2 separate regions of the Mus musculus genome follow, and region 2 is linked to region 1. Evidence: chromatin loops called from intact Hi-C (ENCODE). Cell type or tissue: heart. All regions are shown on one strand. Each heading gives the region's core, and the rest is flanking DNA. Links, peaks and the distances in the headings are about the cores only.

Region 1 (8,000 bases), core at 1-8,000:
TCATGGTCATCACTCAGGTTGACTTGAATACTCAGAGTCCTCCTTTCCTGTGAGCAACATGCTGGTGGGTGTGGCAGTTTGAATTAAAAAAAAAAAAAATGGCCCCAGCAGGCACAAAGGGATTGTCACTCTTAGGAAGGGAGGCTTTGTTGGGCTGTGTGTGCTTTTGTTGAAGGAGGTGTATCGCTAGAAGCTGGGCTGTGACGTCTCAGATGTTCAAGCCAGTCCTAATGTGATTTACCCTTTGTGATGACTGCTGATCTGGGTATAGAACTCTCAGTTCCTGCTCCAGCACCATGTCTGCCTGCACACTGCCATGCTTCTCACCATGACAACAATGTAGCAAACCTCTGAACTGTAAGACTATCCCAGCTAAATGTTTTTCTTTACAAGAGTTTGCCATGGTCAAGGTGTCTCTTCAAGGCAATAGAACCCTAACCACAACAGTGGGTAAGGACTAGTGGCAGATGAAAGTTTATCCGAGAGATGACTGCTAACACTGATCCTCGTTCCCATGCTCATTCCGTAATGTTGGGGTTACAAAGACCTCCAAACTCGTCTCATCCCACATATCCCTCCCATTGAGATGGAGTGGGGGGGGTGAGGGAGGGGGTACTTCAGGCTTGAGAGATGGGACCGGGAAGCAAACTAGGCTGGAAGGTAAACTGCCACCCATCCCTGCTTGAGAGTTACAGTGACGTTTGTGAGTAAGAATGACTCCCACAGGGTCACGTGGTTGCATGCTTAGCCCCCAGGTGATGAACTTTTTGACAAGGATTGGGAGGTGCGACCTGGTTTGGAGATTTGTCGTTGATAGTAGGCTTGGAGATTTCAAAAGCCCAAGCCCTGCTCCACCACCACCACCCTGCCCCCACCTCCCCACCCCACCACCAACCCCCCCTCCCCCATTGTCTCCAGAGCCATGACTGTCTGCTTCCCACCATGACGATAATGAACTAACTCCTCTGAAACTGGAAGCCAGCCTCAACTAAATGTTTTCTTGTACAAGAGTTTCCTCTGTCATGGTGTCACTTCACAGGAATAGAACAGTGACTAAGACAGGGAGCCTGCCACTGCTTTGACCAATAGGGTAGACTGGAAGTAACTTTCATGGCCAGGTCACAAAAGTGACTAAGCTGCCACCTTTACTCTGTAGATCACTTTTTGTAGCTTTCAACCACCTTGAGAGCTGCCTCCGCCTAAAGCCACCCTGTTGTAAGGAGCCCAAAACACCCCCTGCAAAGACACTACATTAAGCTCTATGGATGGTGGGAAAGCCCAGATGCTAGGCTGCTCGATACCCCAGCCTCCAGGTGCTACATGGAAGACTCCCTAAGCCAAGACCACTTAGCTGGCATTCAGTAACAGGAGGTAATAAGACAACTGCCAGTTTGTGTTTGATCTACTCTGTCACAAGGATAACCAGAGCTCCAGGTGGGTTGCTTTTATTTATTGAAAGTAAATACTCTCTTTCTATGGGTAGGGAGGAAATTTGGGACTGAGCCTTGTGTATTCTAAACAAGCCTCTACTGCAGAGCGGCAACCCCGGCACAGAATGCCCCTAACATTTCTGCCTAACCATTTGTTTAAATATCTGTTACTGTCTACCAGTCTAGGTCTGGGCTAGCTGGGCTGACCCAGCCACCCTTATCTATAAGGGGAAGAATGGAGGACCCAGAGGAACACCAGGCCACACAGAAGACAAAGGAGAGACCAGTGACAGGCAGCTTACTCTGGTGAGCTCTGAGCAAGCTAATTAAAGGTCTTTATTGCCAAATACAGAGAGGGCAGAGGGGAGAGAAGGCTGAGAGTGATAAACCACAGAGCTATTCTGAGATCCAAGCAACATAGAGACAGCCCTACCCCGGGGGCTCTTTATCGCCAAATAACAGCAGTTTGGCTACAGCTAAGTTTATCAACATGGCAATTTTCATTCCTTTTCCTACCAAAAGAGGTGCCTTGAGCTATATAACATAGACGCTAATCTTCCCATGGATTTTAAAACCTGGAGCTGCAGGATCAAAGGTGTGTGCAGGGTAGTTTATTTGAGGCCTCTCCCTTCAGCATACAGACGACTGTTTTCACACTAGGACCTCATGTGGTCGACCCTTCCCTCTGGCTGTGTATGCCCATGTTCTCATCATCTCTGTTTGCAAAGGTGAGCAATCAGATAGGACCGGGGCTCCCGCTTACAGCCTCATTTGAGCTCTTTCTCAAAAGACACCATGTCCAAACACAATTGCGTCTTGGGGTACCAGAGGGCTGAGACTTCAACCTGTGAGTGCCACGACGGGAGTGAGTTGGCCTGGATTATACAGTGGGGATCTGATACAGTCTTGTTAGCATCTGCTTGTTGACTACAGTACTGACGTCTTTGTTCTAAGTAGAAAGTACTGCTTACTTACTGCAGGATTTGGGCCTCTTTCCCTCCCCTCACTGATGTTCTTCGAAGCCCTGTCAGATCCTTAGCCACTGCTGCAGCTTCACCTGCTGCCTCTCTCCAGAGGGCCCTCCTCTTGTCTCCACTGGGCTTCAGCTCCTCATGAGGCCATGTTTTCTGGCCGGACTGCTCAGCTCTCAGCCTCCTTCTGATCCACTGCTGGCTATAGGCGAGGACCGGTCCTCGGGACTGTCCTCACCACTGTCAGCGTAGCACACAGAGGTCGCTGTCTGTTCTTTGGTGATCTCCAGTCTCTGGACAGTTCCTGAGTTGGCCCTCCTGGAGGAGACTCTCCAGTCAACAATGGTTTCCTTCTCAGAGGTAGGCCTTGCTTTGTGTTTCGAAATGAACAGTCAGTGGGCATCCCAGTCCAGAACGGGATGCTCAGAAATGACCCACTAAGCCCACAGATTTCCAAGAGGAAGATTTTTAATTTTGTTCCTATGTTCAAAAGTCCAGGACCACATCCTGTGGTAGATGCTATCCGAAGACTCAGCCCACGTTCCCCAGTCTCACTCTACTGGCCCCACCTGGAAGCCGCATCAAAAGAACTGATCCTTCATGTTTGATCTCAGGGCAGAAATGCTGGCCTGTGGGAATTTTATCATAATGCCCAGTCTGGGGTAGCTCTCACCTACAGCTTTCACTACTAAGCCAATGTAGAGTACTAACTCTGGGCAGATGTATCACATGGAGTTTAACAAATACCACACCAGTATCCCATCTCCTGAAGACGGTCTCACTGTAAGTCAGTCATAAACAGCAATCAGGCTCCATAACTGCTTGTTATTTGTTTAAAAGAAAAATGAAGTAAAATGCCATTCATTTCAGAGCAAGCATCTGAGGAGCACTAGAGTTATGATAGAAACTTGGGACAAGGGCTTATAAGAATGTGGGCAGGCTGCAGGCGTGAGTCAACGGGGAAAGGGCTGGCTGCACAAGCTAGGGATGTGAATTCAGACCTCAGTACCCATGGAAAGCTGAAGTGCAGAGGCTCACACCCATAAACCCAAACCCAGCAGCAGCAGGAAGAGGCAGCAAGAGCCTGGAGGCTCTCAGACCCGCTGGCCGACCTGAACCACCGCTCCTTGAGAAACCCAGTCACAAAATATAAGTTAGAGACTGATAGAAGAAAGACCTCCCTCCATGGCAGCCAATGCATGTGCATGCAAAGTAAATCTGCACACACACACATACACACACACACACAGCCAGTACACATACACACAAAGTAAACTTCCATAGAGAAAGAGGTGGGGGAGGGCAGGCTCTGGCCAATATACAAACATGCAAAGTAAATCTGCACACACACACTTGTGTGCATGCACACGCATGTATGTGCACACACACATACACACACACACACACAGCCAGTACACATACACACAAAGTAAACTTCCATAGAGAAAGAGGTGGGGGAGGGCAGGCTCTGGCCAATATACAAACATGCAAAGTAAATCTATGCGTGTGCACACACAGGGGGCTGGGAGGGAGAGAAGAAGAGACAGGGAGAGAGAGAAAGAGACAGAAAGACAGACTATGGCCAATACTCACATGCAAATTAAAACTACAGAAACACCACAAAGAGACAGTCTCTGGCTGTGCAAACATGCGCATGCAAAGTAATCCTACTTGCTGTACACACACACACACACACAGAGAGAGAGAGAGAGAGAGAGAGAGAGAGAGAGAGAGAGAGAGAGAAGGCAATCTATATGAAGGAAAAGAGGAAAGAGGCAAAGAAATGGAGGAAGGAGAGAGAAAGGGAAAGAGGAAAAATAAAATGACAAAAGCAAAATGGGAAGGAAAGGACAGAGTGAAGGAGGGAGAAGAGAGGGAGAGAGGGAGAGAAGGAAGGGGACAGAGGGTAGAGGAGAGAGGGCAGGGAAAGGAAGGGACTGAAAGGAGGGGAAGGGACAGAAAGAAGTGGGAGGAGTAGGAGGGAGCGAGGGAGGGCGGGGAAAATGGAGGGAGGGAGAGGAAAAAAAGAGAAAGGGAGACGACAGGAATGGGGAGATTACTAAGACACTGAAGGAGAGAAGGACTCTTCCGCAGAATGAGCCGTTGTACTTTAAACACAGTCGGCACTTCACAAGTGTTTGCTGAATTGAACCGAACTGCTCAAGTGTAGTTAATACTTCCAGCCTCACTTTCTAAGTATTTTCTCTAGAGAGAAGTGAAAGCAAAAGAAAAACACCCAGCCAGCCAGCTCCTCGGCCTTCCGAGCACAGGTGGGGCGGGGCTGGGGGGACGGGCTTGCCCTGGATGGAGCAGACAAAGGGAGCCACCCAGCTCTCCAGGCTGGTTCCCTGGAGATGAAGCAATCCGGGAGATAAAAATATCCTTGGCAGATGATTTACGCTCGAGTTCAGCCGCTGGCTTTCATTCCTAAATAAAGTAACCTAGAGCCGTTCCACTCTTTTTTTTTTTTTTAACCTGTTTGTTGAAGGCCACAAGACAAAGCCAAATGCAAACAGCATAGAGGTATAAATACACTCCCCGGTGGCCCCGAGCCAGGAAAGAGCTAAGCATGACAAAATGGGAAAATGTAACAGGTGAGCTTCCGCCTGGAGTCTTAAAGCAGCCAAGAAAGATGCGGTTCTTAGAAATAGCTATGTTTGCAGGATCTTCTCTCTGATTCTGAGACCAGCTTCATGAGTCCCATTACCCAGACATGAGGGAGACGGGAGTTCTGCCCTCCCTAGGGAAGGTTAAGTTCTATGAGGTCAGTTTTCAGCAACATGACACCGTATGCATTATATTTTTACTTCAGTGTCTATAACCACAGAAACACACCTTTTGCAGTATTGATGATAATTCTCCAGAGCTGCCAAAAATCTTGTCCCTGTCAACCTTGGCTTAGGGTCAATGCTAACACGGAGTAGCACTGAGGGAATGATGTTGTGTGGTGTTACCACAAAACAACTGAGTCCTGCTTCTGTTTCTCTCTCCGTTCTTCTCGCTGACCTGCAAACCTTTCCCACCAATGACTTACATAAACTAGAAGCTGCTTGCTTGGCTGGGGAGACAAAGAATTATAGAAAGTATTTACAAAGATATGATCCATCATGTAATTACCACAGGATACTCCCATAGGATGTAAATTTCTAGAAGGGATATTATGTTTCTTATTTGTTTTTGTTTTTTAAGACAAAGATTCCTGATGTAGCCCGAGCTGGCTGAAAACTTAAACCCCTTTTGCCTCCTTTCCTTTGTTTGTTTGTTTGTTTTTTGGGTTTTTTTGAGACAGGGTTTCTCTGTGTAGCCCTGGCTGTCCTGGAACTCACTTTGTAGACCAGGCTGGCCTCGAACTCAGAAATCCACCTGCCTCTGCTTCCCAAGTGCTGGGATTAAAGGCGTGCGCCACCACCGCCCGGCTTGCCTCCTTCCTAAACACCGAGATCACAGATATGTTTTCTTCAGTGTAGAAATATTATTGGTATATTCAATCAACCTAAAAACATTATCCTATGTACCTTTTCTAGATACAAAACTGTATATACATGAATTTATTACAGGGGGAAAAAAGGCAGGGTTTCTCTACATAGCCCTGGCTGTCCTAGAACTCACTATGTAAACCAAGAAGGCTTCAAACTCAAAGAGCTCCACCTGTCTCTGCCTCCTGATTTCAGGGATTAAAGGTATGAGCCACTTCAGCTGGCAATTAAAGGAAGTTTTTAAATAAAGAAAAAATAAAATCCTGTTTAAAGTTACTAGCTAGAAATGATAGCAGTACTTTGTTGTATGCTTTTACTTTTGCATTCTGTATGTACTCATAGAAATATATCCCTTTAAAAACCTATTTTTTCACCATTAATTTGTAAAGATACAGTTTAACTTTTTATTACATCTCTTTGTTTGTTTTTGTCTATTCCGTGAATGCATGTGCACACATGTCAAAGTGCATATGTGGAGGTCAGAGGAGAACTTTGAGAAATTGGTTCTCTTCTTCCACCATGTGAGTCCTGAAAACTTGAACTCAGGTCTTCAAGCATGGTGCTAAGTGCCTTCACCCCAGAGCCTTCTTAGCAGCCCATAAACATAGTTTTCAACAATGTTTTGGAAGCTGGAGGGCTTACAAACTTGATAGGTAAAAAGACACATATCAAGTTAGCTTTTTTGTTATGCTGTTGAACAAGAAACATTTGCGGTGCATGGAGGTTCTTGTCTGAAGGTTGAGACAGGACGAAAAAGAGTCTGAGGGTAACCTGGGTTACACAGTAAGACACACCTCCAAAGAACAAAACCAAAACCAGAAGCAACAAAACCCAAGGGTTGACAACGTAGCTCGGCTGGAAGAGTCCTAGAATGTGCAAGGGCCTTGATCAGATCCCAGCACCACCCAAACCTAAAACAGCACACCTGATCATTTTAACTCCTCTAGCTTCACAGATTCACACCAAGAGAAAATTAGAGGCAAAGGATGTAGCAGCGAAATTTTGAAGCAAGCAATTGTCAGTGCAGAAGAGTTCAGGATGAAGCTAACAGGAGTGTGTGCCACACATCCTTACAAGATAACACTTGGAAAGCATTTGTGGTCTCACAGCATGTAAATTTAAGTCGAGTCATTTGTGGTTTCCAGGGTTTGCCTCATTTGCCACTTCAGGGTCTCTATTTGCTTTGACAGATTTTGATGAAAATCAGAGGGTCACTGAAAAAATTATAATGAACCAAGCATTCACTTTTGCTGAAATAGACTTATTATAAATGCTAGGTATTTATGATATATAAATTATACAATAACAATATTAACATGCTTCCCATAATGAGATGCTCACAATACAAAACAGCAGCTTTTAAACAAGGTATTAAATATTTACAGAGAAATTCTGCGACATTTCTCGGGCAGAATCTAAAATGTTGAATGGGTAGAATCCTCTGGAGGCAGCAACTCACAAGAGTTTGGAGAGAGGTCAAAGGAAGGGTAGAAAATTCCAATTAAATGTAATAGTAAGGTTAAGACATCTATTCTGCAAGTTGATGACTTGAGTTTGTAACAATGCATTGTATTCAGGAAACCTGATAGGAACAGACTTTGTGTTCTCTTAACCAAGAAAAGATACTCATCTGAGAAAATGTGTCCTTCACTTAGCTTCATTTAGCCACTCCACAATAGCTACTATTACAATGCTTTCTGTTAGTCTGGGACCGTGACTCAGGGGTAAAGTACTTACCTTACATTTGTGCCTGACAAATATGGACAATTGTGTCAACTAAAATAAATCAAGAATTTTACAGAGAAGAAAATGCCCAAGTAGGTGAACTTAGATATATACCATTCTTCATTAAGCATGCATTCACATTTATTAAACCATAACAAACCACATATTTTATGGATTAACATAGATTTTTATAGTAATGTAGCTGCAGATGTTATGGTTAAATGAAACATATATACTATAAATACACACATATGCAATCTTCCTTGGAGTCTCATACAATTTATCTAGATGCTATTATTACTCTGCAATGGTCACTGAGAGGAAGGAGTAGAGCTAAGATTCAGTTCGCTGGGAGAGATCTCGCCTGCATGCATGCACAGAGCCCTAAGTTGGATCCC
Region 2 (15,728 bases), core at 4,118-12,117, 130 kb after region 1:
CTGTAGCAAATGTAGAAGGGGGGAAAAACACAGTATCAATTTGGAGTTTTTAAAGTTACTTGCAGGGAAGTGGAAGCCAGCAGTTTTGGACATTGACCAGTTTGAAGATGAGCCAGTAAATACAAAGAATGAGCCTTCTAATGCTCATTAATATAATAGTTTATATAAATGTATATAATACTGTTCTCATTTATATAACAGTAATAACAAAACTCAGCAAGATCCAAGGTTAAGCACATTCCAGAGCTGAAGCTCCTTTTATCTTTCCATTCTGGTATTGTTGCTTTTTCTCTGCTACTAGACCGAGTCTTCCATCAGTTAATAGCCCAAAGGCAGCCAGGCAGTGGCACAGGTACACACATATACACATGCACATGCTGTCTTGGTGACTTTACCCATTGCTGTGATAAAGTGCCCTGGCAAAAGCAACTTAACAAACATTAAGGATCATTTGGGTCACAGTTGGAAGTTATCAATTGAGGTAGGAAAATCACAGCAGCAGGAACTGGAGACCGTGGGTCACATTGCAACTGCAGCCCAGGAGCAGAGTGATGAATGAATGCACCCAGATCTCCCACAGGCATGCCCAGAGGCTTGTCCCCCGAGATGATTCTAGATCTCCTCAAGTTCATAATTGAGACTAACCATAGTACACATATGTACATCTTTCTCTCTGTCTACTTCACCATCTACCTCCTATTTGGCTCTGTCTACCCAGCTTCCCCAGCTTCATTGCTCCTAACCCCCTCTTCTGCTGGCTTTGTATATTCAGAGGTATTTCAAATGCTGGAAAGAACAATGGTATTAAAAACATTTATCAAACAATCTTGAGAGTCAATGAGCGATTTTTGGGTCTCCATATTTTTGAAGGGAGATGCAGAGCAGTGCAGGCTGGTCTCTACCTTGGGCCTTTCCAGCTTTGTAGCTTTATGGTCCCCCCCAACCAGAGAAGTCTAAGAATGCAGATTTATCTGGTTGTTTTGCTGAACTGACTTAGCATGACTCTTGCATATGGAGAGGCCAAGGTTCTGAAGGTTAGCACCTCTTCGCTCATGTTCCTTAATCTGGCTCGGCACCAACTGGAGAGCCATGGATCCACCCATGCCTGTACATTGTGAGCACTCACTCTCTGGGTTCACACCCTTGGTGAACTAGGCAAGTCTAGAGGCCCATGGTGGTCTATACCTCTGAATTCAGATTTGTAGCTATGAACAATTTGGATGCAGTTGGGATATGTTCCTTAAAGGTCCATGTGTTGGAAGCTGGTTCCCAGTACTGAGAGGTCGGATGGAACCTTTAAGAGACATGCACTAGTGCAAAATAACTAGGTCACCAGGCACAGCAGTTGTAAGTTAGTATAGTTCTCACGGGACCCAGGCTAGATCTTTGGAGAGGGTTCCATAAGAGATCAACGTAGTTACCTTCCTGGGATCCCTGTCTTCTTCTTCTCACACAGGCTCAAGTTATGACCCCATCCACTGCAATATCATGTAGCCAGGGTGCCTCACCAGAGCCCAGACTAATGGGACTATCCGATCCAGATTCTAGACCTTTAAAACTGTGAGCAAAGCAATCCCCTTTCGCTCACAAGAAAGCCAAGAGTAAGTATCAGGTTATAGTAGCAAAGAGCAGAAGAATCCAGGTTCTACACTGTGGCCAACAGTTGTACCAACTGGAGGTTTCCACAACGTGTTTTCATTCACATCTATTCCTATAGCCACTTGTTAAGTTGAATTTCCTACATTCTTTTGTTCCTTTCTTTCTTTCTTTCTTTCTTTCTTTCTTTCTTTCTTTTTATTTATTTATTTATTTATTTTTGGATGTCATAGTCATCCAACAAATACTATCCACAAGATGACTCTGTTCCTAAAATAGCAGAGTCACTCCAAATAACCCCAAAATACTAGATATGTGTAGTGGCCTATGTATCAATTTTCTGGGGTTACCACGACTGTGAAGTACTATGAACCAGGAGACTTTAACGATAGAAGTTTATCACCCCAGGCTTCTAGAGATCTCAGACTTCTTTAGTCTACAAGTCTGAATCATACTTGGGCAGGGCAAGGATCTTTCTGAAACCAATAGAAAAACCCTTGCTAGGCTCTTCGTTGATTTGTTGATTTGCCAATAGCTTTTGGCATTCTCCAAGTTTGCCCTCAGCAGGCCACCCTCTTACAAGAATATCACTTGAGCATGACCCCAAACTTGAATAATCACATCTGTCATGGCCTTATTTCTAAATAGAGTTGCATTGTAAGGTATTCAGAGTTATGAGTTTAGCATACTTTGGGGGAGGGGGGGGAGTGGGAGATATATAGCTGTACCCATATCAACTAGGATACAAGTTAAGACATAATATTTATATTAAAATACATGCAAATGAATGAGAAGAAGAAAACATTTCACCTTCGTTTAGAAGAAAAGACTTTCCAATTCAAAGACATGTTTGCTGTTCGATGGCTTCTTGCAGTCACCTCCCAGACTCTCAAGGAAGTAACTGTCTCCTGCTTTTTCACTCACCTCGAAGAGTTCCCTTGGTGGGAAAAAAAAATACGTGAGAAACATCAATAAGGGACCCATAGGAGCATGGGCCCATAGGAGAGGCTCAGTCAGCAATGCTGGCTACACAATCATGAGAGCCTGAGTTCAGATCTCTAGCACCTACATAAAAAGGGGGACGGGGCTGGAGAGATGGCTCAGTGGTTAAGAGCACTGACTACTCTTCCAGGGGTCCTGAGTTCAAATCCCAGCAACCACATGGTAACTCACAACTGTCTGTAATGAGATAGGATGCCCTCTACTGCTATGTCTGAAGACAGCTACAGTGTACTTACATACAATAATAAATAAATCTTTTTTTTTTTTTAAGCCACTTACATGGTGATTTTGTACTGCTGATCCCAGCACCGGGGAAGTGGACACAGGAGGATATCTGGAGCTTACTGGGCAGCTGGTCTGGCTGAATCAGTGACCTCCAGGTTCAGTGAGAGACTACACTGCAAATGTGTGGTGGGGGTGATAGGTCAATGAAGACAACCAACGTGGACTTCTGAACTTCATACACGTGTGTGCATAGCGCAACATACATGCACCCACACCCATATATGAACTGATTGGCCTAGTAAGGAAGAGGAGGCTGGGTGGCATACAGTTTAACACCAGACATATCAGCCATGTGACCGTGGCAGGGTCTTTATTTTCTTGTCTTACAACCAGTCATTTTCTTGCACCATATGCTCTGCTTCATAGTCTCACTGTGGCCCCTTCGTCAGTATGCTGGTGTTCCTAAAGGTTGGACTCAAAGGACAAAGAGCACACAGATGATAAATCTGCCCTTTTCTGCTTGTAGCTCATGGGGATCAGTACCCAGTTACATGAACACCAGAGTTGGGAAACACAGGTTTTTAGCGGGGCTTGATGTCCACCAAGGAGAACAGCACTGTCTCTGTGGCTGTTGCACTGTCTACCACAGCTCATGTTGTGCATTTTGTCTCCTGTCTTCAGGCCTCATATAACTCCAGGTACACAAGAAGCACACTGGCATCTGCATGCCAATTGCAAAGAATTACTTCATCTCCTAGGCAAGACGTTGAAGACGAATCTTGGAAATCATAGAACGTGGCACACGATTAAGTACCCAAATGACTGATGGGCAACTCAGAGCAGGGAGAGATCAACTTGAGTCATGTAGGAGCTTCATGAAAGCAGATGAAACTGGAGCCGGATTTTGAAGGTTGGGTAGGATCAACAGCAGCTGTCGTGAAACCCTGTTTAGATCTCCCTGCACATGCTCAGATGTCAGGGACAGCCTGCATGTGTGTACCATACTCACACAAAAATTCTCTCTCATTCCTTTCTTGGTCGGAGTACCTGAGATAGAAGAATTGGGCAGAATTTCTATTCCTAGAATAGAGATCTTTTCTTGCCAAATACACCCCAGTCATTCCCTGCCCATTCCAAGCCCCAAGGCCCGGAGCAGTAATGTGACTCCCTTGCATTTCTCTTAAGACCATCTCCCAGAACCCTGAATCTGACCCACCCAGGAACCTTCCAAAGGGAGTTAGCCTTCCCCATCTGTCACTTCCTAGGTTCAGCACCAACAAGCTGTCAGTCAGCATGAGACCATCTAATATATCCTTCTCATTCAAAACATCTTCATTTTCCCTCAACGTTTAAACTTCTCTCCACAGTTTTATATACCAGCCCAAGGTGGGAATTATTATGGGAAGGATACAAAGAAAAATGTTGGCACTGGCTTTGAATTTTAAGAGACGCTTTTAGAATCTCTGGGAGGGAGAACTGAAAAAGAGAAGTTTGTTGGATACTAAAAGCCATTCTCTTTAAGAATAGAAAGGCTACACCGAAGCTAATAGACAAAGAAGAATAAATGAAAAAATACTGGAGTTCAAAAAGGATAAATATTGTTTCATGGGGTTTGCGGGTAGAGATGGGTAGCGTTAAGTCTTAAAGTGAGCCTCTAAGAAAGCCTGTGTCAGGAGGTCTTGAGGATCTAAGACTCTGGGTTTGGGTTGGGACTGAGCACCACAGTGAGCAGCTGAGTATTTCCCCTGATGGCTGCCAGCCGACCCAAGTTCCCATGAGTGGGTAAGGCACACAGTAAGGACCAGCCTCAGCAATGCCCACAATGTAGCCTCAGCAATGTCTACAATCTGGCCTCAACAATGCCAACCATCTAGGCAGGATGTCCAGGTTACAGGAACAGATATGCCAGCATGGTTCTTCATGTTCAAGGATCGGGTACGTTATCTATATTTTTCACTCGGAAGCCTCTGGGAGCTATGTAAAGAGAGAAAGAAGTTATCGATATGAATTAAGAGAAGCATCGTCAACACACCTGAGTTGAAGAGCTGTGAGATTGTGGACTTGCTGACTTGAATTACTTTTGTAAGAGGCTGCTCATCTGATTAAAAGTAAGCTTTAAATATACTTTTTAATCTTAAAATGAGATAGACATTTACTAAGAAGTTGTGGAGAGAGCTCCCATGAACCCCAGGTCTAGTTTCTCGCTTACTATGGATTTGGTGTTATTGACTAATACCCCAACACGCTATTCAGATTTACTCAGTTTAAATCTCAGGAGTTCTTTTGAGACCCATCAAGACCACTACACTGAGCCAAATGTGGTGGCACACAACTGATTTGTTTGTACTTACACATCTAGTAAACGTACTTGGGAGGCCCATGTAAGAGAATGGAGAGTTCAAGGCCAGCTTGGGCCATGGATGGAAAACCTGTCACAGAACAAAACAACACGAGCAAACCACCACACTGCACTGAGTTCTAACACCATCCCATGGTTCTCGCAGCATTCTACAACTATCTGTTTGCCTTTTCTTATTTTTGCTGACCTTGAAAGTCTGGGAGAGTGCTGGTGAGGTAATTTATAGGAAGTGCCTCATTCATAGGATGCTGTTATCTTCATTTGGAGCTTGGAGTTTTGGAGGGGAGGCACAGGGAGGAACACTGCCACTTTTATTATATCTAGAACACAGTGTCAAGGTGACTTACTGATTCTTAAGTTCACCTTGATCAACGGGCTGGGGCAGAGTAATGGTTTCTCTGTTAGAAAGTTCCTTACCAGTTTTGTTCTCTTTGGAAGGTAGTGTGCAGCCTGTACCCTGCGAGAGGGGAGTTCTGCTCTGTCTCACTCGGGACAATCTCTACCTAAGTTACTTGTACTTCTGCCTTTGTCACTTCTACCCCATTTGCTTATTCCTTTACATCAGTATGGACTCAAAAATATTTATTTATTTTTTTTGCTTGTAATCAAACAGTGCTATGTTGTCTTTCTGAAATTGTTCTGGCTTGGGCCATGAAGAGCTCTTTCGACTGTTTCCTTTGTGTCCTGGGTAATCTTTTTCTGTGCTGCTTCCCCCCCCCCCCCTTGGGAAGTCATTTCCTTACCTTCTGGCACAACAGGGTGCTCATGTTAAATACTTCCTGCCCCACTACCAGAATCACCCATTTTCCCAAAGAGCCTGAATTCCTTTAATTGGAGGAAAGTATTAAAAACAAGATCTGAGAACCATAGAAACGCTCCATCTGTGGTAAAATACTTACTCTGCAAGCATGGGAACCTGAATTCAGTTCCTCGGTATTCCAGCTTTTTACTGCAGCTTGGGCACTAGGGAGGCAGAGATGGGAGGATCTTTATGTATTGCTAGTCAACTGTCTAACTAACCAAGGAACTCCAGATTCAGTGAGAGACTCTGCTCCAAAAAAACTAAGGTGAGAAGTGGATGACTGAGTTAGACACTGGGTACCTACCTCTTGTATTCATATAAACACAGACCCAAAACACAAATGTCGATAGTGCGTGCAGGCACACATGAGAGGCAGAGAGACAGTCATCAAAACGCTAGGTGTTTCCAGGGCCAATTAATTGACAGAGCAAGAAAATACAGGCATATGTACTATCATGCGGTCCAAAATATAAGCACACAGCTGTAGATCTTTACACACACCTATTGCAAGGTGAACACAAATTCCTATGGGTGTCTTCAAACTTCATCCTGACCGAAACCAAGCCTTCTAGCCCTTTTCCCTTGCTTGTCTGAGACTGCCAAGGGGAAAAGATCTGGTGGTCACTTAATCATCGTTCTCCCGTTAAACATAGGTGCGGGGTGTAGTTTGATGGAATTTGTTGATCTGTTTTCTCCTGCATGTGATTCTCAATTACCCGGCGCCCATTCCTTCACTGCACTCATCTTGCAGCCGTGACATAAAGCAGAATTTGATATTCCACACATCTGATTTAACGTACATTTTCTTTAAAAGTCCCTTTCCTCTGGTCTCCCCTGCCTCCATCATCTTCCCACTACATCTGGGTAGCCTGAGGACCCAGCACACTTGGGAGATGGGGATTCCCCGCAAGCACCCCCTCTCTCGCGCCTGCTTTTTACATACAAGGAGACGGTAGACTAGAGCAGATAATCTGTTTTCACTGCCTCTCTGCTCATTCAACAATTATCCCGCCCCTTCTACATGCCAGTGACAGCGCTGTGCCTGCGAAGGCCACACCAGCTCCATATCCTGGTCGCTCGGCCCCGCGGGTGACATAAATAATAATGAAAACGCTCCAGCGCTAGGACCGCTTGCAGTGCAGGCGCGAGAGTCCTGGCAGGGGGCGCAGTGCCCGTCCTGGAAGGCCAGTGTGGCTCGGTCACACTTGTTCCTGCTCCTCCCAGGTTTGGAGCAGCCCTGGAGGAGGAGACCTGGCCCGCTCCACGTTCTCTCTCAGCCACTCCATTTCGCCCTCCGGGCTCCCAGGCGCGGCTCCGCCCCTCCAGGACCCGCCCACAAAAGGCCCCGCCCACCAGCCGAGCCCACGCTCCGGCCGCTAACGAAGCTCTCCGGAAATTCCCGAAGCCCCTCTTTTTCCTTCCTCTCCTTTCCCTGCTCTCCCTTTCCTTTCACCCGGGCTCCCTCGGCCGTGATTTCTCCCTCCCCCTCCTTCCTTCCCCGTCGGAAAGCAAGATGGAGGCTCGCTGCTGCCGCCGGCGTTCGTGATCGCGGAGCTTCGCAGCCCCGGCCCCCGCCCTCGCGTGTCCGCGCCGCTGCCCGTGCCCCGGCCGGCCACGCCGAGGCCGTGGCTCCGCGCGCCCGCTCCGCGCCAGGCTCGCGGCTCCCGGGCGGTGTCCTCGTCTATGTGGGCGCGCTCCTCGGGCCGAGCCGCCGCCGCCCGCCGCCCCGGGGCTGTGCGTCCGCGCGCCGGGCGCGGGCAGCTGGGTGCTCGGCGCCGCCAGGCCAGGCGCAGGCGGCTGGGTGCGCGGAGCTAGGGGCGCGGGGCCCGAGGCGGGCTCGTCCGCCGCCGAAGCCATGAGCGGCAGCAGCGGCGGTGCCACCGCCCCGGCCGCGTCCTCCGGCCCCGCGGCAGCGGCCAGCGCGGCGGGCTCCGGCTGCGGGGGCGGCGCCGGCGAGGGCGCCGAGGAGGCCGCCAAGGACCTAGCCGACATCGCGGCCTTCTTCCGATCCGGTGAGTACCGCGGTTGCCCCGCGCGCTCGGCCGGCCCGGCGCGCCCGGATCTCCGGCCCGGTATAGCCCTGCGCGCTCTCGTCCCTGTCGCCGCATCGGGGCTCTGCGATCCACGCCGGCGTGTCAGGTTACCCACGCCGCCCTTGTGCTGCGGCTCGTCCCGGGCGCCTTCACTCGCTTTCCCGGCGCTCGCCCCTCGTGCCAGGCTAGACACCCCTCGGCCTCCCGTTTCAGCGGCCACGGCCCCGCGGGTAGGGGCGCCGGCTCTTTGTCTCTTGCTGGAGGGCCGAGGAGGCGGCGGCGGGGACGGCGTGGGCGGAGGCCGGTGTCCCGGAGGACGAGCTCACCGGGACCGGGGACAGCAGCTCTGCCCTGTAATAGCTTTTGGGCCGCTGGTAGCTGGACCACCAACCCCATTATCAGCGAGTGTCCCGACTCGGGGCTCTAGCCTGTCATCCAGCCTTGGTGTACGGTTCTGTGAAACGGGGCAGCCATCGCACCTCAGCCCAGGAACCGAGGACGGTGGCCGAGCTGAGGCGGCGGTCGGGTCGAGCCATTGTTTCTGGGGGAGGCCCGGGAAGGACATCTGGGACCGTGGTGGCCCTTGGGAGAGGCGTGGGACCAGGGCTGGCGGGCACTGCGTGGGTGGCGTGGACCTGGAGGCAGTGAGGGGCAGTTTAGGGTCCGCTCTGGCGAGCCGGAGGTGGCCGAGGAGGAGGCTAGCCCGGAGCCCGGCGGGCGGGAGGGGCGCTGGTGTGCTGCGCAGGGGGCGTGACGGGGCGTCCCGGGGACCCCGGTAACGGCGCCTCCTCCAAGCCCGGCCCGGCCCAGATCCCGCGCGAGCCCGGCTCGCGTCCGCGCGTCCCTGCGTGCAGTCCGGTTTGCTTGCGCGTCCGGGAGGCGGCGGAGGGCAGCGGCGGCCGGGGGCCTGCAGTTCGGAGAGCAGTCCCTGGCCGGCCAGGCTTGGGAGTGAGGATGCAGACTCCGCGCTGGAGAGCCAGAGAGGGCGGCCCAGGTCAGGATCCGGACGGACGGGCGGGCCAGGGAGGGCGCGGGGAGGCTGTTTGCCCGCCTCCGGGAGGACGGAGAGCCTCGGGGTCTGGTGAGCGGCCTGCACCGGGGTGAGCGCGGGAGGCTGACAGCTCAGGGTCTCAGTGGCCTCTTTCAAAGTCAGGTCCCAAACTGGAAGAGATCAGGGCCGCAGTCCAGGTCATTAGGAGCTAGCAATTGAAGCGACCAGCCTTGGGCGAGGCAGATAACTTCTGGGCCGTTAGACACCTGGTTTAGTTCTGTCTTCTTGATCTTTGTCTGGCAGGGTTATTTTTGATTCGTCTTAACCGATTGGTTATGAAGAGAAGTGACACGTTCCGTCTCGACTGTGTCAACTTGGGTTTAGTGTGCTCTTTCCAGCTCTCCCTCTCCGGTGAGGGCCTTGTAGAAAGCTGAGGTTTAGAAAGACATGAACTCCTTCAAATGAAAGCTTTAACGGTTTTTAACAATGTATTATTTATTTTTTAGTGTGTGACTGGCTGGAGGCATGGCCCAAAGCCACCATTCTTTCTTTTTTTCCATCACCTGTCACAGACTAAATGGTTTTGTGCAGAATTCATCTTCCCAATGTTCTTGCGTCCTAGAGGTGGATTTTTTTTTTCCCCTTATGGCTTAATGCACAGTTCAGGAATGACTTGTTTCCAAGATTCTCCAAAGACATGCTGGTCTTGATTGCCTCTCTTCACTCTGGGCTCTGCTCTTACTGTTCGTAGTCCTGGGTAGCTCGTTCGTTTTAGAGTTCCTGATCAGGTAAAGCCGCTTACTGCCTTGTTTCCTTTATTCCACCTCCAAAGTGACTTGAAGGAGCCAGCGCAGATTTTCAGTTGGTTTCAGAGTTGTCCCATCCCCCTTTAGAATTTCATTTCACCCTCCACTCTGAATCCTTGCCCCAGATCTCAGTGGTTGGCATGTAGGCTGGTGTGTCTAGCAGAGGATACCTAGGGGCTGGTCAGTTTGAAGCATAGACATCATGGTTTTAAGGGTGGCCTTGGTTGGAGACCTCCTGGAAAGAGATCAGTTCAGGTAGGAGCCCTCCTGGAAAGATTTGATTGACTGTGAATAAGGAGGAGTTGTCAGATCCATCTCTTCTGTCTTCAGGATGTGCAGACAGGGAAAATCCGTCCCTGTTGACTGGGAGGCAAGGCACCTTCTCCAAGGTCCCTGAGCCTGGTCCTCAGGGCACGTTCTATTGCTTACCTTTTCCTTCTCAGTCCTGTAGCTGTAGTTATTTGGTCCCCTCTTCTGTTTATCCCTTTCTTGCTTCTTTATTAAGCTTTATTTTTGTAGCCATAGACTGAAAACTGGTACCCATGGTTGGATGGAAGGGACAAGCTATCAGCTCAAACAGAACTTTTTAACAGAGAAGCTCAAAAATAGAATGAGCTACTGTGTCACTTCCCCCACCCCATCGGTGGAGGTGTGTGTTCAGCAGAGAGGCTGCCACCTGCCTGCATTCAGGTGGGTGGGTGCTGGGGACTGGATGTCTACCCCGAGCATGGAGGAGATTGCCCTTGGGGAGTGCTTCTTTCTGTAGGTTTAGTTCCTTCAGAACTGTGGGTACCCACACATTGTTTTTTCAGCTCTCTTGAAGTCCCAGGGCATAGTTTCCTTTTCATCCAACCATGGGTACCAGTTTTAGTCTATGGCTCCGAGAGAGAGAGAGAGAGAGAGAGAGAGAGAGAGAGAGAGAGAGAGAGAGAGAGGCACAAGCTTAGTAAAGAAGCAAGAAAGGAATAAACAGAAAAGGGGACTAAGTCACCCAACACCTGTCCCACTAAGGCTCTCCCCTCTTCTGCTGCTGTGGCCTTCTCTGCTAAACACTCTACTAAAGGAAGTTCCTTGTTCATTTTGGCAATCCTGACCAACTATACTTAGGCTTGGTCTACAGTGGCAAGCTGACTGGTGCTGAAGTGGGTTGAGTAGGCAGCCATCAGGGTTTTTGGTTTTGTTGTTGTTTGTCAGTGGAATTTGAACTTCACCTTTCTTTGTTCAGAATGGGACACTGAAAAAAAAAAGATGAGGAAAATTTCAAAACTAAACCAAAACAAAGAGCTGTCACAGACTGGAGCTGGACCAGCTTTTTTTTTTTTTTTTTTTTTCAGATAGGGAGTCAGACTTACAGGGAGCTCCTGTGACTTTCTCCCAGAGTGCAGCTGGGTAGGGATGGGATCAGGGCTGAGAAGTCTGATAGGACACCGGTGCTCCTTCCTGGATGCCTCTCATGGCCAGGATGTTGCTTACATTAGTTCTCACCGCCCCTGGGACCAATCACTTTTATTGCCAATCTATTTTGGGTCCCTGTCCTTGTGGCAGTAAATCATTCTTTCAGAGCTCCGTATTTAACCTTGCAAGACTGTGTGCACAGGCTGGGGAGGGGGGGGGCACTTACATAAATGCATTATTTTTAACCTGCCTGGCATGCTTTGGTTGGCGTTAAATGAATGCGTGTGGAGAACAAAGGTTTGTGGTTCTTCTGAGGCCACCACGCTGGGGTTTCTTTCTTAGTAAGTCTCATTCTGGGTGCCTCTGCAGCTCCTCGCTTACCGAGGGAGGACGACGCTTACCGAGGGAGGACAACGTGAGTGTGTCACCTTGGGAGGGAGCAGCATGCAAGCTTTTTTTATGCGTTGATGCGATGGTTTTCATATGGAGGATGAGGAAGCTTTTCTTGATATTTATTCTCTTAGTACCGAGGAAGTGGCGGGCGTCAGATTCGAGTTCTGAGGCTTGGAAGCTGTGGTCATTCACGTACTAAACAGAGATTGTGTTCTCAAGAAGGTCCCTGGTACCCTGAGTGTTTTGAGGAGGAAAGCTTGGGGGCAGGGGAGTGGGGATGCTCTGTGCTAGTGTGTGTTGGTCGCTCCTTTTTAGGTGTCACGGCTAGCTAAGCTGTTTCAGAGGAAAGTAAGGAGTCTTCCATCAAGACATTGCAAACTCACTCACTGAGGTGGGATGTTACTTGATTTCCCCCCCCCCCCCCATGCTCTTTTAACTCTCTGAACTTTTCGCCAAGATTTTAAAATGAAGTCTGTGGTGATGTTCAAAGTGAAAGGCGTATTAATTGTGATTTTTTAAAAAAAGGTATGATTAACAAAATACAATTAAGGTACTTTTAAAAAAGACTTTTTAAATGTTATGATGATGGATTTGGATACTGGAAAGCAAGAGGTAACGTTTGAAGTTATCGACTTAAATGAGCCATAGCTGATACTTACTTTGTTTACTTTATTCCTGCGCCGAAGAAAATAAAATTTTAATCTCATATTCTTGGCAGGATTCCAGAGGGAAGTCATATTCTTAATCAATAGCCACACTTACCTAGAAAAATCACTTATGTTGATAGGAGCGAGCTGTGTTAGACGATAAAAAGCAGTAACGGTGACCTTCCAATCCTTCATCAGCTCTACAGTGGCGTGGCCAGGGTTACCTTGAGCGTGTTATCTTGACAGGACGGCAGGAAGACAGGTCCTGCTCGGACACTGAAGGAAGAAAGCATTTGAGTGGCACTTCTCTGAATTCCTGTGGAATGTCTTTCCTGCCTGGGTGTCCTTTCCCTCATTCCTGCTTCTCTTGTCCTTTGGTGAGCTGGCAGGGGCCGAGCCATCTGCCTGGAGGACAGGTGTGCTTTGCATCTTCACTTTATTGAATCAGATGCAGCGGCCAGGAGAGGTCCACAGCTGGAGCAAGACCCTGGCTCCCTCCCAGAGTGCTCTTCTTTCTTTTCAGAGTTCTCAGAGGAGGAGCTGTCACCAAAGGAGTGGCACAGGAATGGCCATGAGGAGCTTTTCTGTGACCACTGCAGAGCTGGCTGCTTTATCACATTTTGGCTTAGTCCCTGCCTGTGTCTCTGAATTGATAAAAAGCAGCCTAAGGCTGTGGGGGAAGGCCCTACAGGTGTGGGTGTGTGGCTGTCACCTCTGCTTTCTGTCCCTGAGTTTTCCTGATTTCTGGTGTTAGATTCTCCTTCCTTTAAAGTAACTTTGCCTTACCTAACTCTCCACCAAACCCCTTCTATACTTCAGCTCCCTGCTGGCTTAAAGAGACCAGTATCTCTAATAGGCTGTCCCAAGGTTGTGATGTGATTAGGCCTTACACGCAAGACCTCCTTGTTTATGGGAAATCTCCCTCTGAACATTTATGGTTAATCTGTAAATGTTCATTTGCAATTCTTAGTCAATAGTAGACACATTAAATTTCCTTCATAACTGTGTTTTGACTTCATAATTTCCCCTTTCTATTCTTTATCCACCTAAGGAAGCCCCTTAAGATCCAAATAAGGAGCCGCCTGCTTTCTTGGGAAAGTTTATATTGCTTGTCACAGAGCTGGTGAGAGATGTTCACTTGGGCTGCAGTGAGCAGAGCTGCAGGAAGAGGGTGACCTCTGGAATTGTCTCTCTCCAGAGACTTTGCCCCCTGTGGAGTGTTTAGTCTGAGGGCCACATGTGCTCTGCAGGCCAAAGATCTTTTGTTGACAAATGTACTTGACTTTTAGCTTCCTAGCTCCTTGTCTAAGATCCTCTTGGGAGGGGATTACAAAGTCACCTATAGACAAGTGTGATGTACTAGATATATCACCCAATTTGGTTTTTTTCTCCGAAAATAAAAGTTCCTTCCTGGGTTCCCATGAGAAGTGTGCCTTGCGGGAAGCCATCTGGTATGTAAGTAAGAGGTAAGATTGGTGGCTTGAAGCACGACTCACCAGTATTGCAACACTGGCAGCTCTGATTGCTGCTGCTCTGAGTTTTCCCGCTCTCGTGACTTTTACTGCAGTGCCTCTGTACTTCTGGCATTGAACAAGCTTTCTAGGGATTTGGAGATGGGCTGTTCCTGTCTTCCTGTTTGCAGATCATCCTCTTTGTATCGACTTGTCTCATATTCTGATGAGGAGAAGGGAAAGATGGATGGTGGAAATCCACAAGATTTTTAGCAAAATGGAGCTCTTCTTAGTAATTCTGGTTTTGGGGATACTGGATTACATAGATTGTCACTGTTCATGAAGAGAGGGAACCCCAGATGAGTCCCCCTTCTGTGTGTGTCTGTGTGTGTGTGTGTGTGTGTGAGAGAGAGAGAGAGAGAGAGAGAGAGAGAGAGGCAGAGAGAGAGAGACACAGACAAAGAGACAGAGAAAGTGACTCCCCAAACATACCTATTATTCTGAATACTGCATAAGAGCCATTAACACCAGCCCTGCCCTCCAAGAAAAGCTGGCTGTTTGTTAGTATTCTCATTCACTGGCCACTTGGTGCTGTGATTTGCCAGGTCCCATGTAAGATGTCTCTCTCTCTTTAAAACTCAGATCTCCTCTTCAGCATGTGGTGTGGTTCTGGGTTGCAGATGTCTCTGTCAGCTTCTTGTGCCCCAGGTCTCTCTTATAAAAATACCTGTTCCCTTTATTTTCCCAACCTCTGTTGGGCAAGTAAAGGGGCCTCACTGTATACCGCATCCTGTAGAGTCTGGACTGTCATTTGAAATGTAAGACATAGATTCTTGGGTGTTGATGGTCAAAGCTATAATTCCACAGTGTAGTACCAAGTAAAAGTTGACTGAAAGGTTCTAGGATACAGCAAGTGTTTCCCTGTGTTGGTTTGGGCTCTGTAATTTAGTTTCTGTGTCTCTTTCTACCTAATTATATCGCATACTACTTTTACACAAATAACACAAGTAGCCCCACATTGCCAAGGGAGGAGTATGGCTGGCTTGGTTTACTTGACTCACATCTGTTGCAGACCATGGGGAAGTCTTGACTGACGTATTGCTCCCGTGTCTTTGGCTGTCTGGACTGGGTGAAAGTGCTGGGAAATGTCTGTGGCTATGAATGCAGTGTTGGCAGGAGAGGCAGAGCAGGGCCCAATGGAGCTAGCCAGGTAAGGGATTCCTTATGCCATTACCTTGTAATATATTGTAACGAGTCCTAGGGCTTTCTTCCTTACTTAGGGAAAGAACAAGCCAGAGGGCTGGGGAGCATCTTTTCAAGCAGTGGTTTTCCTAAGTGGCCATGGGCGTCCTGGCTTGTCTGTGTTTCTGTTTTGTTCTCTCTGCCCCCTCCTTTGCTGTTTTTCATGCTCTGTACAAGCAGATGATATTGAGAGATTGTGGTGGTGGTGGGAAGGTCATTTGTTCCTTTTCCTTTTAGTAAGACAAGTGTTAGGCATTTGTTTTGGGCTCTTCTACATTTGGGATGCGGTTTTACGAGACTCAGTTGATCTGATCTCCTCAGAGTTGATAGTGTATTGACGAATAAAAGAACAGAATTGGGTGGGTATTTTAGTCTGAAATTGGGGATTCCTTTTTTTTGTTGTTTTGTTTTTTGTTTTTTGTTTTTTGTTTTTTTTCTAGACAGGGTTTCTCTGTGTAGCCCTGGCTGTTCTGGAACTCACTCTGTAGACCTGGCTGGCCAGGAACTCAGAAATCTGCCTGCCTCTGCCTTCCAAGTGCTGGGATTAAAGGTGTGCACCGCCACTGCCCGGCTTGGGTGTTACTTTTGAACCATTATTACGTTAAGTCTTTTATTTCAAAGTAACCAAGGGTAATACAAAGGGCGGTCAGGATGAGCTTCTTTGAATTGTAGCTTCGCTGTTACTTTTGCCTTTTCAGGGTATTTAGTCGGCTGTGTCTTCATTGTTAAATGCATGTAAAGATACATTTACTTGGAAGGGGAAGAAACTAATTTGAGAGGTCAGAA

What was found. A loop is a pair of places that touch in the nucleus more often than their neighbours do. Peaks named below come from ENCODE experiments on the same cell type or tissue, not always from the same donor. Only the 100,000 strongest peaks of a DNase experiment are listed, where the experiment ranks them.
Region 2: a loop joins it to region 1, with 4 times the contacts of the local background. A loop is called at or near these places in 13 of 42 quality-filtered maps.

Annotation. Positions count from the first base shown.
Region 1 is chr15:28,155,779-28,163,778 of GRCm38, reverse strand. It overlaps a transcript of Dnah5 not described here. Among named protein-coding and RNA genes, the nearest start is that of Dnah5, 44 kb to the left of the region's middle. In heart, for the core only: no CTCF peak of the experiment used is centred there; a DNase peak (open chromatin) is centred at 4,708; H3K4me3 peaks cover 1,353 bases; H3K27ac peaks cover 2,701 bases.
Region 2 is chr15:28,017,608-28,033,335 of GRCm38, reverse strand. Trio (triple functional domain (PTPRF interacting)) reads left to right here and starts at 7,488. Exons shown (of 57, transcript NM_001081302.1): 1 at 7,488-7,996. The coding sequence starts at 7,840. In heart, for the core only: a CTCF peak has its summit at 8,847; DNase peaks (open chromatin) are centred at 7,215, 8,195, 8,925 and 11,285; H3K4me3 peaks cover 4,056 bases; H3K27ac peaks cover 2,444 bases.